Linked DNA regions of Homo sapiens: region 2 is linked to region 1. Evidence: read pairs that join two places in POLR2A ChIA-PET (ENCODE). Cell type or tissue: PC-3. All regions are shown on one strand. Links, peaks and the distances in the headings refer to the core of each region. The heading gives the core; the rest is flanking DNA.

Region 1 (7,632 bases), core at 1,044-6,043:
GGTCTTGAACTCCTGACCTCAGGTGATCCGCCCGCCTCGGCCTCCCAAAGTGCTGGGATTATAGGCATGAGCCACTGCGCCCGGCCAGAAAGGGGATTTTATGTCGGGAAGTTGACTGGAACCACCACCTAAGAATAATTTCTCTAGTCCGGGCAGTAGTAGCAGAGTACAAAGCTCAGTCCCAGTGCACTGAGTACAAAGCACAGGGAGTCCCAGTGCACTCCCTCCATTAAGGGGCCTTGCTCAAAGCAACTGTTACATAATCTCTCCCGAGACCCATCCATCAAGGAGCCACACAGGTCACACAGGTCTAGAAGGTCAGAGGGTAGTTACCCAATTATTAGGCAGAGGACTGAGCTCACTTGGGGTAAACATGACTAGCCCCATTGATTAGGTCCTCTGGTACCACATTTGGGGGTCACGCCTGCAACCATGGGGTACCAATTATGGTGCCAGGACCCAGGGAGTAGGGAGGGAGAACAGTCAGGAGGATGCTCACACTGTGTCCCCTCCACCCTGGGTCACATCGAAAAGAACCAGGAGACTGAGGAACACCTTGATTCTTGTCTCTTTTTTAAGATGGGTAACAAGCCATCTTTGGCCTGCACTCCTCTGGCATGCATTCTGAAATACTGGGACTCCTTTGACCCTGAAACTTTGAAGAAAAAGTCAGGAAAGGCCTAGAAGAAGCCAGGAAAGTGCTAGAAGCTATTATTAAGAATAGCTTTTTTTTTTTTTTTCCACAATGGTGTGGCCTTCTTACCATCTCAGGAATGAACAGACCTGGCCAGCTGAAGGGAGCCTTGATTTTAATCTTATCCAACAATTAGATCTTTTCTGTAGATGGGAGAGCAAATGGCCCAAGGTCCCCTATGTACAGGCTTTCTTTGCCCTGCGGGACAATCCAGACCTTTGCGAGTATTGCACAATTGACTCAGCCCTCTTGGCAATCATATCAGGCAGGTGTCTGTGGAGAGTAGTTCCGCTAAGTTAGAAAAGCAAGTTTTGGAGGAGCCATTGGAGGCGGCTTCTAAGTGTCCCAGTCCTTCTAGTTTTCCTTATCTGGGCCCCCTCCAACTGTGCCATCAGCTCCTCCAGCTCCACCATCTGCAAAGCTCCCCACTGCCCCAGCTTCACTCCTACCCCTACAAAAAAATGCCAGATGGAAGGGGCATCACTAGGGTACCTGTTCCCTCCTCATTACAGAACCCTAGGCAAATAAAGGGAGACTTGGGCTGGTTTTCTGATGACCCTGATAGGTATATTGAGGCCTTCCAAAATGTAACTCAAGTGCTTTACCTCACATGCAGGGACGTTATGCTGCTTCTAAGCCAAACCCACACTGCAGCTGAAAAGCAGGCAGCTCCAGATATTAGAAGGAAGCTACAGAAACAGGCCATAGGACCGGGTAGTACCTTGGAAGACCTCCTGAAGTTGGACACTTCGGTCTTTTACAATAGGGACCGGGAGGAGGCCCAGGAGAAAAAGAGAAGCACAAGAGAAAGACTAAGGCTCTAGTGGCCGCTTTGCAGCCTTGCAGAATTCAGCATCCCCAGGGAGCATCCACTCATCACTATCAGTGTGGCAAGCTAGTGCACTTTAAGAATTGCCTAGGCAACAAGAAAAAGCCACCTCAATGCTGTCCAGCATGTGGTGGAGATCACTGGAGATCAGACTGCCCCTGGGGACAGAAGTCACCTGGTCCAGAACCAGTCTCACAGAGGATCCAGCAGGACTGATGGATTCTGGGGCCCAAACCCCCGGCTCCAGCGGCTCAGGCTGCCATCATGCTCAGCAGCCCTGGGTGATTCTGGAAATTGAAGGGAGGAGGGTGGGCCTCCTCCTGGATACTGAAGCTAGTCTCTCTGTCCTCTCCAATCCAGGCCTCCCCTCTTCCCATAGCACAACCGTGGTGGGTATCTCAGCAAAGACTCTAATCCGACATTTCTCTCAACCCCTTAGCTGTAGTTGTGGGTACTTATTATCTACACATACCTTCTTGATTATGCCTGACCTTCCCACTCGTTCATTAGATAGAGACATTTCAGCCCACATGGGGGTCTACATCCTCATGGCCCCAGGATAAACTCTTTGTCTTCTCTTAGTGGAAGCCAATATTAATCTAAAAGTGTGGGCAACTCAAGAAAGAGTGGGTTGAGCTAAAACTGCTAGGCCAGTTCAAATGCACCTTCTTTTCCTAACCTGAGACAATATCCCCTAAGGCCAGAAGCCAGGAAAGGGCTAGAAGCTATTATTAATAACCTGAAAATGCAGGGCCTCCTCAGACCCTGCAGCAGTCCTTGCAACACTCCGATACTAGGAGTGCAAAAGCCCAATGGGGAATGGAGCCTAGTTCAGGACCTTCGTCTCATGAATGAGGCCATAGTCCCAATTCATCCAGTGGTCCCTAATCCCTGCACCTTGCTGACACAGATACCGCAGGAAACTAAATGGTTTATAGTCCTAAATTTAAAGGATGCCTTTTTCTGCATACTGTTACATCCTGACTCTCAATACCTGTTTGCCTTTGAGGATTCCCCCCAGTCAGACCGCCCAGTTAACATGGATGGTGCTGCCTGAGGGATTTCAAAACAGCCCTCACTTGTTTGGACAAGCACTGTCAAAGGACCTTTCTAAGTTCTCCCATCCTCAGGTCAGGGTCTTGCAGTGTGTAAATGACACTTTCCTCTGTGCCCCAATCAAGAAAGTCTCAGGAAGGCACTTAGACTCTCCTCAATTTCTTAGCTAAAAGAAGTATAGGGTTGGCCGGGCGCGGTGGCTCACGCTTGTAATCCCAGAACTTTGGGAGGCCTAGGTGGGTGGATCACTTGAGGACAGGAGTTCGAGACCAGCCTGGCCAACATGGTGAAACCTGTCTCTACTAAAAATACAAAAAAAAAAAATTAGCTGGGCATGGTGATGGGCACCTGTAATCCCAGCTACTCAGGAGGCTGAGGCAGGAGAATCTCTTGAACCCAAAAGGAGGAGGTTGCAGTGAGCCGAGATCACACCATTGCAGTCCAGCCTGGACAACAATAGTGAAACTCTGTCTCAAAAAAAAAAAAAAAAAAAAAAGAAGAATAGGGTCTCAAAATCTAAAGCTCAGCTCTCTCAGAATTCAGCAAAGTACCTAGTTCTGGTCTTATCAAAAGGGAGCAGAGCACCTGGTGAGGAAAGGATTAAGCCCATTTCCTTTAACAGTTAAGAAAATTCTTAGGCATTATTGGATTTTGTAGACTGTAAGTACCTGGGCACAGGAAAGTAGCTCATCCTTTATACCACCTCATAAAAGAAACTCAGACAGTTAAAACTCAACCCCCTTTAGGAACCTAAAAACACAAAAGCCTTAAACTAGCTAAAGCAAGCCTTACTTAAAGCAACAGTTCTGGCCAGGTGAGGTGGCTCACGCCTGTAATGCCAGCAATTTGGGAGGCTGAGGAGGGTGGATCACAAAGTCAAGAGATCAAGACCATACTGGCCAACATGGTGAAACCCCGTCTCTACTAAAAATACAAAAATTAGCTGAGCGTGGTGGCACGTGTCTGTAGTCCCAGCTACTAGGGAGGCTGAGGCAGGAGAATCGCTTGAACCCAGGAGGCAGAGGTTGCAGTGAGCCGAGATAGCGCCACTGCACTCCAGCCTGGCGACAGAGCGAGACTCGGTCTCCCCCCCAAAAAAAGGACCAGTTCTTAGTCTTCCCATAGGGAAGGTATTTAATCTTTATGTATTGAAAAGGAAGAAAATAGCCCTGAAAGTTTTAACTAGGGCTTGAGGTCCAGCTCAACAGCCAGTGGGTTACTTAAGCAAGGATCTTAACTTGGTGGCTTAAGAATAGTCAGCCTGCCTCCAAGCAGTTACAGTGGTGGCTTTGCTGGTGCCAGAAACCTCTGGGTTAACCATGGGAAATAACTTAGCTGTGCCAGGCGCGGTGGCTCACGCCTGTAATCCCAGCACTTTGGGAGGCCGAGGCGGGCGGATCACGAGGTCAGGAGATCGAGACCATCCTGGTTAACACGATGAAACCCCGTCTCTACTAAAAATACAAAAAAATTAGCCGGGCGTGATGGCGGGCGCCTGTAGTCCCAGCTACTCGGGAGGCTGAGGCAGGAGAATGGCGTGAACCCGGGAGGTGGAGCTTGCAGTGAGCCGAGATCGCGCCAAGGCACTCCAGCCTGGGTGACAGAACGAGACTCCGTCTCAAAAAAAAAAAAAAAAAAAAAAAAAAAGAAATAACTTCGCTGTTTAACCCCACACAATATAACAGGAATGTTGTCCACTAAGGAAAGTCTCTGGCTAACAGACAATTGCCTCCTCAAATATCAAGCTTTGCTGCTAAAGGGATCTGCAGGCCAGTTAAAAACCCACCCTTGCCTGAGCCCAGTCACTTTCTCCCAGAGAAAACTGGAGAACCTGAACATAATTGTGAACAGGTAGTGGTGCAAACTGGAAAAACAAATGGTAAGAATTACTGCTTATCTTATCTGCAAAGTGTTAATTCGTGAAAAAGGATTTTCTTAAAGAGCACTCAGCTTAATTAAAAATGGATATCCAAGCTATAAGTACATCCAAAAGGCCTTCATGTTTTTCTCTTCATAAATCTAGTTTTCCTGGAAAAGGTTTTTTTTCTCACTCGACTGAATTACTTTTCTCCACTCTGTCTTGCCACTCTTGTTGCATGCATGAAAGCCCCTAGAATGACTTCTGGTGGCCTGGGCTGCCTTGGGACATCAGAAAAGGTGCCACAAATTCCATTCTGGGAAAAATCTCTGTTTTCCTTATGGAACCCCTGGAATTAGAGGTGAGTAAGTACCTCTCCAAATCTGTCCTTGTCTTCTGGCTATGCTTGTTTATTAGGCCCTGGAAATTGTACTCCTAGCCCTGTTCTTATAGGGCCTCACCCAGAGGCCAATAATCTAATTGGGAAATTGGCAAATGTAAGTTTTATAACTACTGGATCTTATTCTGTTTGTCTGTGTGGTTATATATGTGTTATGTGTGCAATGTCTATTAAAAAGAGCTCTAATTAATTGGCCTAAGAAAAATAAGCACTTAAATCAAATATTTTTAAAGGAAAAGTAAAAGCTGTGGTACCTTTCAGATCACATGACTTTAATCTTTAAAAATAAAAGCGGTCTTAGGAATTATTGGTAAAATACAAATGTCTTCAAGGTGTAAAAATGTGGTCTAAATTATGCAGGTCAGATACTAGGTTTGCTAAATGTTTTAAGGTTGTAAAGTGCTTCTTTTTTTTTTTGTTTTTTGTTTTTTTGAGAGAGTCTTGCTCTGTCACCCAGGCTGGGGTGCAGTGGCCTGATCTCGGCTCACTGCAAGCTCCGCCTCCCGGATTCACGCCAGTCTCCTGCCTCAGCCTCCCGAAAAGCTGGGACTACAGGCGCCCGCCACCACGCCCAGCTAATTTTTTTTGTGTTTTTAGTAGAGACAGGGTTTCACCGTGTTAGCCAGGATGGTCTCAATCTCCTGACCTTGTGATCTGCCCGCCTCAGCCTCCCAAAGTGCTGGGATTACAGGCGTGAGCCACCGCGCCTGGCCGTAAACTGCTTCCTTAGCCTTTAAGAACTTTCAACTTGCCTGCTTCACAACTGGTAAGGCCAAGAACATGTTGAAGTAGCCATGTCCCTAACTATGCTAGAAGGAGTCAAACTTCATCTGCATCCAGCGCATGATTTAAAAAACGTAGCAGGTTTTACATTAAAGTTAAAAATTGCTAAGCATTACCATTATGACTTGTAATTAAAACCACTGAACATGGATTTGCATGCAAGACATATAAAAACAGTAAAATATGTTTTTAGTTAAAAATTATACGATAGCATGAAAATATACATTTTGCTTAGGAATAAAGAATTGTCTTACAATTAAATAAAATAAAGTGGATGGTTTAAGCAAGTTGTGAGGAGATTGTAAAAATTAGTCCTGCAAAGGAAACTCTGTGTGTGACCATATTAACTAAATTCAAAAGGGTATTATATGTTTTTTTTTCTGTAAATTAAACACAAAACAAAAGCACGACAAGATTTTCTTACAATGCTAATCTACTCTTTACCAAAACTTGTCAAGGGTTGTGAAAACTTGTCAACAGGTCTGTGAAAATCTCACTTCATGGTCAAACTGGTTAAAATTAAATAGGATTGTCTATAAGGATTCATTAAAAATTAGTGTTAACATTAATAGCATACTAATGCAAGGGTAAAATTTAACCTCTCTTGAACAGGATTTTCATGTAATAGAAAAGGCTGATGAATGGTTTTTGCTTTTTCAAATTTTTGACTTATTTTGGCAAAACAAAACAAATAAAAAAAACTTATGGTAATCTAAAATTCTATTTCATAATATCGAGTGTTTTGAATTTTGAACATATTTAACAGGCTTCCCAAAATCAAACTTTAGTCTGAAGTTTGTCTTTCCTAAACTTTGGCTTTGGGGTGTTGCAGAGGGCCCCTGGAGCATCCAGAAGAGAGGTAAACAGGATTATTTAACATGTTTAGGTACATGGAATTGACAAAATGATGTCTAATAGGTTATATTTTAGGGAATAATATTAACATGTTTTCCACAACTGTATGGGATGTCTAGGGTTCTAGTGTCTGAATATGTGCAATCAATCACAATTAAGGTTGTTATGCTGGGTTATTGTAAATCATAAAAATAACCAAGTTTCTTTGTCAATTGTGTTTCTGACAGTATCCAAACTGGACATTTTGTCATTTACAGATAATTGTTGTTTTGTTTTAATTCTCTTCAAAAGATGTTTTATAATCAAGCTGTGGGACTTGAACAAGTGCTCTCAAATGTGGGTTTCTCATAACAACAACAACAAAAATACAGAACTCATGAAAAGCTGAAATGTTTATAAATATCAAGCAAAACAAAAGTTAATAGAATGGACTGAACTAATGGAAAACAGAAGCAAGTTTTTGGCTTTTGCTTGGAACACCGCTAATCCTTATTTTATTTTTCAGAGTCAAGGAAACTTGTCTTGAGCTAGCTACAGCCTTTAACAACTAAGTAAAGTATACTCCTGTAAATAGGATTTGAAGCGTGTTTGTTTCTCTCTGCCTAGTTCCTCTAGAATTTGAAAACTAGTTATAAGTATTCTTAAATTACAACAATATAGTTTGCATCAATGCAACAAGAATCCATTTTCTTTTGCAACAGGACACAATTGGAAAAACTGGTTGTTTTACCAAGGCTTTGACTGGAAGGGTGTGTTCCCCTTTAAGGAGTCAGGCTTGACTTGTAAAGCCAATAAAAAGCACCTTAGGAAACTGGCCTCATACCTAGACTACAGCTTCTCAGTACAGGGCTCCTAGCCTGCGGTGAGTAAAGAATGTCACTTTCTAACAGGCCTAGAAACCCCATGCACCTGGAACCTCAAGAAGAAAGAAGTTTACCCAATTCGCATGTATTTAAAGGTTTCAACCCATTCCTGGGCTTGGCTTTAAAAGGTCCTATCTGAGATTCCTTATGGAAAAAGTTTCCATCAAAGCTGATCTAAAAGATGGTTATTCTTGCTGGACTTTATGCAAATAATCAGACCAAGTTTAAAACTAAAGTCTGTTTTGCAAACAGCTCAGTCCTACCATAAGTTGTTTTTAACAAAAATGAGGACTA
Region 2 (7,632 bases), core at 1,686-6,685, 390 kb before region 1:
GGCCAATTTTTTTTTTATTTTTTATTTTTTTTTATTTTTTAAGATGGGGGTCTCACTACATTGCCAGGCTGGTCTCCAACTTCTGGTCTCAAGCAATCCTCCTGCCCAAGCTCCCAAAGGGCTGAGATTACAGGTGTGAGCCAATGCGCCCAGCCTTCAAAGGATATTTTAAAGTATACAAATAGACAGATGAAGAGATACATAGGGTAAAGTCTGGAACGGTTTGCATGCTGGTATACATGCTGAAATATTTATGGATGAAATTAAATGATGGTTGAAATTTGCCTCAGAAAAATCTGATAGGAAGTGGTGATAGGTGGGATATAGATGAAAAAGGTTAATCGTGAGTTGATAATTATTAAAATTGTATAATGTGTACAGGGATTTATTATATAATTCTACCCACTCTTGTAATGGTAAAGCTTTTCCATAATAAAAGGTTTTTTAAACCAGGGGAGAAAAACTCATATGCATGAGAGAAAATGTCTTGTCTTTGCTTGATGTTGTGTCTGCTGTGATGGTAGGAGCCACTGCAGCCTTCTTTTGACACTTGCTGAAAATGGTAGAGCAGGATAGAAAGCACATGGCCACATCCTTGGTGATAACATTGAGCTATTGAGTTAACCAGTCCTGGAAACACCCTACCTTCTGTCCTTGTTATGTGAAATAAATTTCCCTCATTTTTAGTTGGATGTTCTGTGGCTTACAGGCAAAAACATCTTAATTGACACGGGGAACAACAAGAAATTTGTAGGATTAACAGAGTCATAGAGCTTAATTTAAAATGATGAGATTGATGATGAGGAAAATGCCTGGGCCCTTTTTAGGTATTAGAAAGCTGAGCTGGCATACATTTGTTTTCAGAATCACTGAACCCTGCTCTATTTTACAAAATGGATTTTCAGAAGACCAGAGAGACTCAGAGCACTTCCATTTATTGAGGAATGTTTTTTTTTTTAAATTTAGGAAAGCCAAAACAATGTTTCAAAAATGGCGATATATTTTACATGTTGACATGTAACAAAATAACATTTTAACACAAAAATTACAATGCAAAGTTGTGGCTATTCATAGGATAATTATAAGATAAAAATAAAATATCCATTCATGGCACAGTGTAGGGAGTGTGGTCTCGCACTGAGGCACAGGTTCAAATTTCTGTCCGTCTGATCACTGTGTTGCTGGGACTATATGAATGACTTCATTTGGAGAAGGTTTAAATTTAAAACGCTTTTTGAATGCAAAGTCTGGGTTAACAGCCCTTCTGGACCTCCTGGTCTTTCCTGCAATAGGCCTAAGAATAACTCACATGCATGTATCACTTTATAGTCTTCAAAGGTCATTTGAAGGCTGGACGCGGTGACTCACGCCTGTAATCCCAGCACTTTGGGAGGCCAAGGCGGGCAGATCACCTGAGGTCAGGAGTTCGAAACCAGCCTGGCCAACATGGCAAAACCCCATGTCTACTAAAAATGCAAAAATTAGCCAGGCGTGGTGGTAGGTGCCTATAATCCCAGCTACTCGGGAGGCTGAGGCAGGAGAATCACTTGAGCCTGGGAGGCAGAGGTTGCAGTGAACTGAGATTGCGCCACTGCATTCCAGCCTGAGCGACAGAGTGAGACTCCATCTCAAAACAAAAAAAAAAGGTCATTTGACATAACTTATTTAATCTTCACAATGACCCTGTAAGGTAACAAATACAGGGTGCTGCGTATTGCATTGGGGTTCCCAGCCAAAGGGGTTGACAGAAGCGGAAATCCAGACTTGTACTCGACTTACCATGCTGTGTATCCTGTCCTGAGTTTGCCTGTTCCAGGAGAATAAGGAACTCTTATATAATTTTCCCAAAGAGACACAAGCAAACAGCAGTCCTGATGATATAATACATATGTAAACATCTTTATCATCATTAAAAAGCATGTCAAATTGTACTGGTACAAAAACAGATGCATAGACCAATGGAGCAGAATAGAGAATCCAGAAATAAAGCTGCATACCTACAATCATCTGATCTTCAACAGAGTTAATAATAATAAGCAATGGGGAAAGGACTCCCTATTCAATAAATGGTGCTGTGATAACCGGCTAGCCATATGCAGAAGATTGAAACTAGATCCCTACCTTTCTCCATACACAAAAATTAACCCAAGATGGATTAAAGACTTAAATATAAGATCTAAAACTATAGAAGTCCTAGAAGAATACCTAGAAAATACCATTCTGAACATCAGCCTTGGCAAAAAATTTGTGACTAGGCCGGGTGCGGTGGCTTACGCCTGTAATCCCATCACTCTGGGAGGCTGAGGTGGGCGGATCATGGGGTCAGGAGATCGAGACCATTCTGACTAACACAGTGAAACCCCGTCTCCACTAAAAAATACAAAAAATTAGCCAGGCGTAGTGGCGGGCGCCTGTAGTCCCAGCTACTCAGGAGGCTGAGGCAGGAGAATGGCGTGAACCTGGGAGGCGGAGCTCACAGTGAGCTGAGATCGCGGCACTGCACTCCAGCCTGGGTGACAGAGTGAGACTCTGTCTCAAAAAAAAAAAAAAAAAATTGTGACTAAAGGGATCTAAAATTATAAAAGTCCTGGAAGAATACCTAGAAAATACCATTCTGAACATCAGCCTTGGCAAAAGATTTGTGACTAAGTCTCCAAAAGCAATGGCAACAAAACCAAACATCGACAGGTAGGACCTAATTAAACTACAGAGCTTCTACACAGCAAAAGAACCATCAACAGAATGCACAGATAACCTACAGAATGGGAGAAAATATTTGCAAATTAGGCATCTGACAAAGGTCTAATACCCAGAATCTATAGGGAACTTAATTAAACTAGCAAAAGACAATCCTATTAAAAATGGGCAAAGGACATGAACAGACACTTCTCAAAAGAGGACATACATGCAGCCAACAAATATATGAAAAAAATTCTCAATATCACTAATCATTAGAGAAATACAAATCAAAATCACAATGAGATCCATCTTGTACCAATCAGAATGGCCATTATTAAAAAGTCAAAAACATAACAGACAGTGAGGCTGTAGAGAAAAGGGAACGTTTATACACTGCTGGTGGGAATGTAAATTAGTTCAGCCACTGTGGAAATCAGTTTGGAGATTTCTCAAAGAACTTAAAACAGAACTACCATATGACCCAGCAATCCCATTATCGGATATATACCCAAAGGAATATAAATCATTCTACCAAAGAGACACACACACTCATATGTTCATCACAGCACCATTCACAATAGCAAAGACATGCAGTCAACCTAGGTGCCCATCAACAGTGGACTGGAAAAGAAAATGTGGTACATATTTACTATGGAATACTACACAACCATAAAAAAGAAAGAAATCATGTCCTTTGCAGCAACATGGATGCAGCTGGAGGCCACTATCCTAAGCGAATTAACATGGGAACAGAAAACCAAATACCACATGTTCTCACTTACAAGTGGGAGCTAAACGTTCAATACACATCTATACAAACATTAGAACAATAGGCACTGGGTACCACCAGAGGAGAGATGGTGGGAGGGAGGCAATAGTTGAAGAACTATCAGGTACTATGCTCACCAGGGTGACGGGATCATTTGTACGCTAAACCTCAGCAGCATGCAATATACCCATATAAATAACCTACACATGGCCAGGCACGGTGGCTCACGCCTGTAATCCCAGCACTTTCGGAGGTCGAGGTGGGCGGATCACCAGATGTCAAGAGTTCAAGACCAGCCTGGGCAACATGGTGAAACCCCGTCTCTACTAAAAATACAAAAATTAGCTGGGCATGGTGGCCGGCGCCTGTAATCCCAGCTACCTGGGAGGCTGAGACAGAAGAATCACTTGAATCCAGGAGGCGGAGGTTGTAGTGAGCCGAGATCGCGCCACTGCACTCCAGCTTGGGCAACAAAGAGGAAAACTCCATCTCAAAAACAAAAACAAAACAAACAAACAAAAAACCCCACAAACCTGCATGTGTAGCCCCGAACCTAAAAGAAAAATTTTTTAAAAACCCAGCATATCAAAGTCCTTCAATACATATGATGCTGTAATGGGTCATTCCTTTGGGCTTTAGTTTTATCCCAGATATACCTATTGAACACCAAAGAGGCTACTGGGGCTGTTCTACACTTCGGTTGGAGCAAGTGCGAGGATGATGGATCAGTATAACTGCCCTTGCCCCAGAAATTGGAAATAATCATGCCTGATCTAAAACAGGATCAGTGGGTGGAGTTATAGAGAGAACAGCACACCAGCTTCTAACTCTGTACCTCCACTTCCACTTCCTCCCCCCAGTATTTTCTTCAGTCAGATTTAAACATTACTTCTTGTTAAAGTCATGTCTGTTTCTTGTAGAACTTTGCGAAGTGCAGAAAATTATTCAGAAGTAATGTTGAGAAGGAGTGGTGGAGAATGAAACACAATTCTACCTCTCGGAGACAAAACCATATGGAATGTCAAAAAAAAATATTTACAGTGAGGAAACCTGGCAGACACCAATTTAATCAAGTGATAAAGTTAACATCATGGAACAAACTCACATTTTGTAGCTCCAGATATGATGCACTGAAATGGGTATGACATCACTTCTGTGGTATTCCTGCCAAAAGGGAGGAATCTAATTACCTAAATCTAATAACCTAAATCTAATCATGAGGAAATACCAGATGAACAGGTTAAAGAAAAATAAAATTGGAGGCCACAGTTTGGATATTTCCCTAGGCCAACAACCCACAGCCATGTGTAGTCAAAACCTAAACTATCCTGATTTCCCTGAAAATGCTAGCCCTAACCATAACACACTTTTTCTTCCTTGTCAGCGTAATAACATTAAGCCAATACAAACAAGCTTATGCAGCTTTATTTGCACAACAGAGATCAACGTACTTCCTCATTTAGGAAGCTGCACAGAGGTCTCTAGTTTGGGAACTGTTATTTTGTATGCTCAATAATCTTTTTGAGAATTTAAATTTAATCTGATTTTATTTTTGGCAAACCCAAATTCAAGGATATTGTACAAAACAACTGGCCTGTATTCATAAAAAATATCAGCATCATCAGCATCTTTTTAAAAACGGAGGAATCAGGCTGGGTGCAGTGGCTCACACCTGTAATCCCAGCACTTTGGGAGACTGAGGCGGGCGGATCACTTGAGGTCAGGAGTTTGAGACCAGCCTGGCCAACATGGTGAAACCTCCGTTTCTACAAAAAAGAAAGAAAAGAAAACTAGCCAGGCGTGGTGGCATGCGCCTGTAATCCCAGCTACTTGGGAGGCTGAGGCATGAGAATCACTTGAATACAGGAGGCAGAGGTTGCAGTAAGCCAAGATTACACCACTGCACTCCAGCCTGGGTGACAGAGTGAGACTTCATTTCAACAACAACAACAACAACAACAACAAATAATAATAATAATAATAATAATAAAAACAAAACAGAGGAATCAATACAAATTAAGTGACCTAAGAGTCAATGCAATGTGTACTACAGTGTTTTCTTTTTCTTTTTCTTTTTCTTTTTTTTTTTTTGAGATGGAGTTTCGCTCTTGTTGCCCAGGCTGGAGTGCAAAGGCACGATCTCAGCTCACTGCAACCTCCACCTCCTGGGTTCAAGCGATTCTCCTGCCCCAGCCTCCCCAGTAGCTGGGACTACAGGTGCATGCCACCATGCCCAGCTAATTTTTTTTTTATTCTTAGTAGAGATGGGGTTTCACCATGTTGGCCAGGCTGGTCTCAAACTCCTGACCTCAAATGATCCGTCCGCCTCAGCCTCCCAAAGTGCTGGGATTACAGGCGTGAGCCACTGCGCCTGGCCACTACAGTGTTTTCTTTTGGAACAATTGTTGAAAGTCAAAGTAGGTCTGTAGAATAAATAATAGTATGTATCAGTGTTAACTTCACAATCTTCAAAAATATTCTGTGGGCAAGTGATAAAATCTCCTTGTTTTAGGAAATATGCAGTGACATAGTTAGAGGTAAAAAAAAAGGCATCATGTCTGCAGCCTGCTTTCAAATGGTTCCAAAAGAAAATGTGAGTGTATGCATGTGTGAGTGTGTGTGTGTACACATATATATCTATATCTGCATGAGGAGAGGGAGAGAGAGAAAGATAAAGCAAATGCGATAAAATAGAAACATTTGGGCTGGGCGTGGTGACTCATGCCTGTAATCCCAGCACTTTGGGAGGCTAAGGTGGGTGGATCACCTGAGGTCAGGAGTTTGAGATCAGCCTGGCCGACACGGTGAAACTCCGTCTCTACTAAAAATACAAAAATTAGCCTGGTATGGTGGAGCGCCTGCAATCCCAGCTACTCAGGAGGCTGAGGCAGTAGAATCGCTTGAACCTGGGAGGCTGAGGTTGCAGTGAGCTGAGATTGCACCCCTGCACTCCAGCCTGGGCGACAGAGCGAGACTCTGTTTCAAAAAAGAAAGAAAGAAAGAAAGAAAGAAAGAAAAGAACAAAGAAACATTTGGGAAATCTAGGTGAAGGGTACTATTCTTGCAGCTTTTCTGTAAGTTTGAAGTTATAGCAAAACAAAACATTTTAAAATTATGTGTTTTTCTATAGTATCAGCCTAAATAAGGAACAGAGAGAGGCTCTATAAAAGAAAAAGATATTTATTTTGGAATAAGCCATTGCAATGGGAGTAAGCTTTTTAAAGGAAAACATGAGGAGTATTATGTAATTGTTTTGAAATAATTATCCTTGGCTACAAAGATGAATAACATGGGTGATGCCAGTCCAGGGTTCCATAGGCAGTTGCTGGACACATGTTCTTGCAGAAGTATTTTTTGTGTAAGGTTGTGATGGCCTTTGTGCAAGGTTGTAGTTTTGGTAGTCTTTTTTTTTTTTTTTACGGACTCTCTGTTGCTCAGGCTGGAGTGTAATGGCGCGATCTGGGCTCACTGCAACCTCCCCCTCCCAGGTTCAAGTGATTCTCCTGCTTCAACCTCCTGAGTAGCTGGGATTATAGGCACCAGCCACCATGTCCGGCTAATATTTGTATTTTTTAGTAGAGACAGGGTTTCACCATGTTGGCCAGGCTGGTCTTGAACTCCTGACCTCGTGATCCACCTGCCTCAGCCTCCCAAAATGCTGGGATTACAGGCGTGAGCCACTGCACCAGGCCAATTTTGGCAGTCTTTTGTGACACTTTTTGTTATCAGGAATACAAGCCTGAAAACACTCTCTTCATAGCCTTCCCAGCTCTATTTGTAAGAGTTTTTTTTTTTCTTTCTTCTTTTTTACCATTAGTGACTCCTTTTTGATTATGACAACTTTCACAATAGCTAATACAGGCCTAAGGTACGAAACGCAAAAGATGCAAAAGGGTGTACAATAAATATTCACCTCCATCATCTCTGTCCTCAAGCCAACAACTTTTCTTGCCTAGAGGATATTTCTACATATATAAGCATATGGGAATTTTCTTTCTCCTATTTTTACATAAATGATGAAATAATAATCATGGTTTTTTATTTTGCTTTTTTCACTCATCAGTGTGTTTTATGAGTACATATTGCTCTGTCTCATTCTTTTTTAATGACTGCATAGTAATTCATTGTTTTTCTGCATGTACTTTTTTTTATTTTGAGACAGAGTTTTGCTCTTGCTGCCCAGG

What was found. Peaks named below come from ENCODE experiments on the same cell type or tissue, not always from the same donor. Only the 100,000 strongest peaks of a DNase experiment are listed, where the experiment ranks them.
Region 2: POLR2A ChIA-PET joins it to region 1 with 9 read pairs; 4 of 35 experiments call an interaction of 5 or more read pairs at or near these places.

Annotation. Positions count from the first base shown.
Region 1 is chr3:182,717,068-182,724,699 of GRCh38, reverse strand. No RefSeq gene overlaps it. Among named protein-coding and RNA genes, the nearest start is that of ATP11B-DT, 72 kb to the left of the region's middle. In PC-3, for the core only: no CTCF peak of the experiment used is centred there; no DNase peak of the experiment used is centred there.
Region 2 is chr3:183,105,316-183,112,947 of GRCh38, reverse strand. LOC105374247 (a long non-coding RNA gene) reads right to left here and starts at 4,723. Exons shown (of 3, transcript XR_924772.3): 1 at 4,554-4,723; 2 at 1,780-1,871. It also overlaps a transcript of MCCC1 not described here. In PC-3, for the core only: no CTCF peak of the experiment used is centred there; no DNase peak of the experiment used is centred there; H3K27ac peaks cover 704 bases.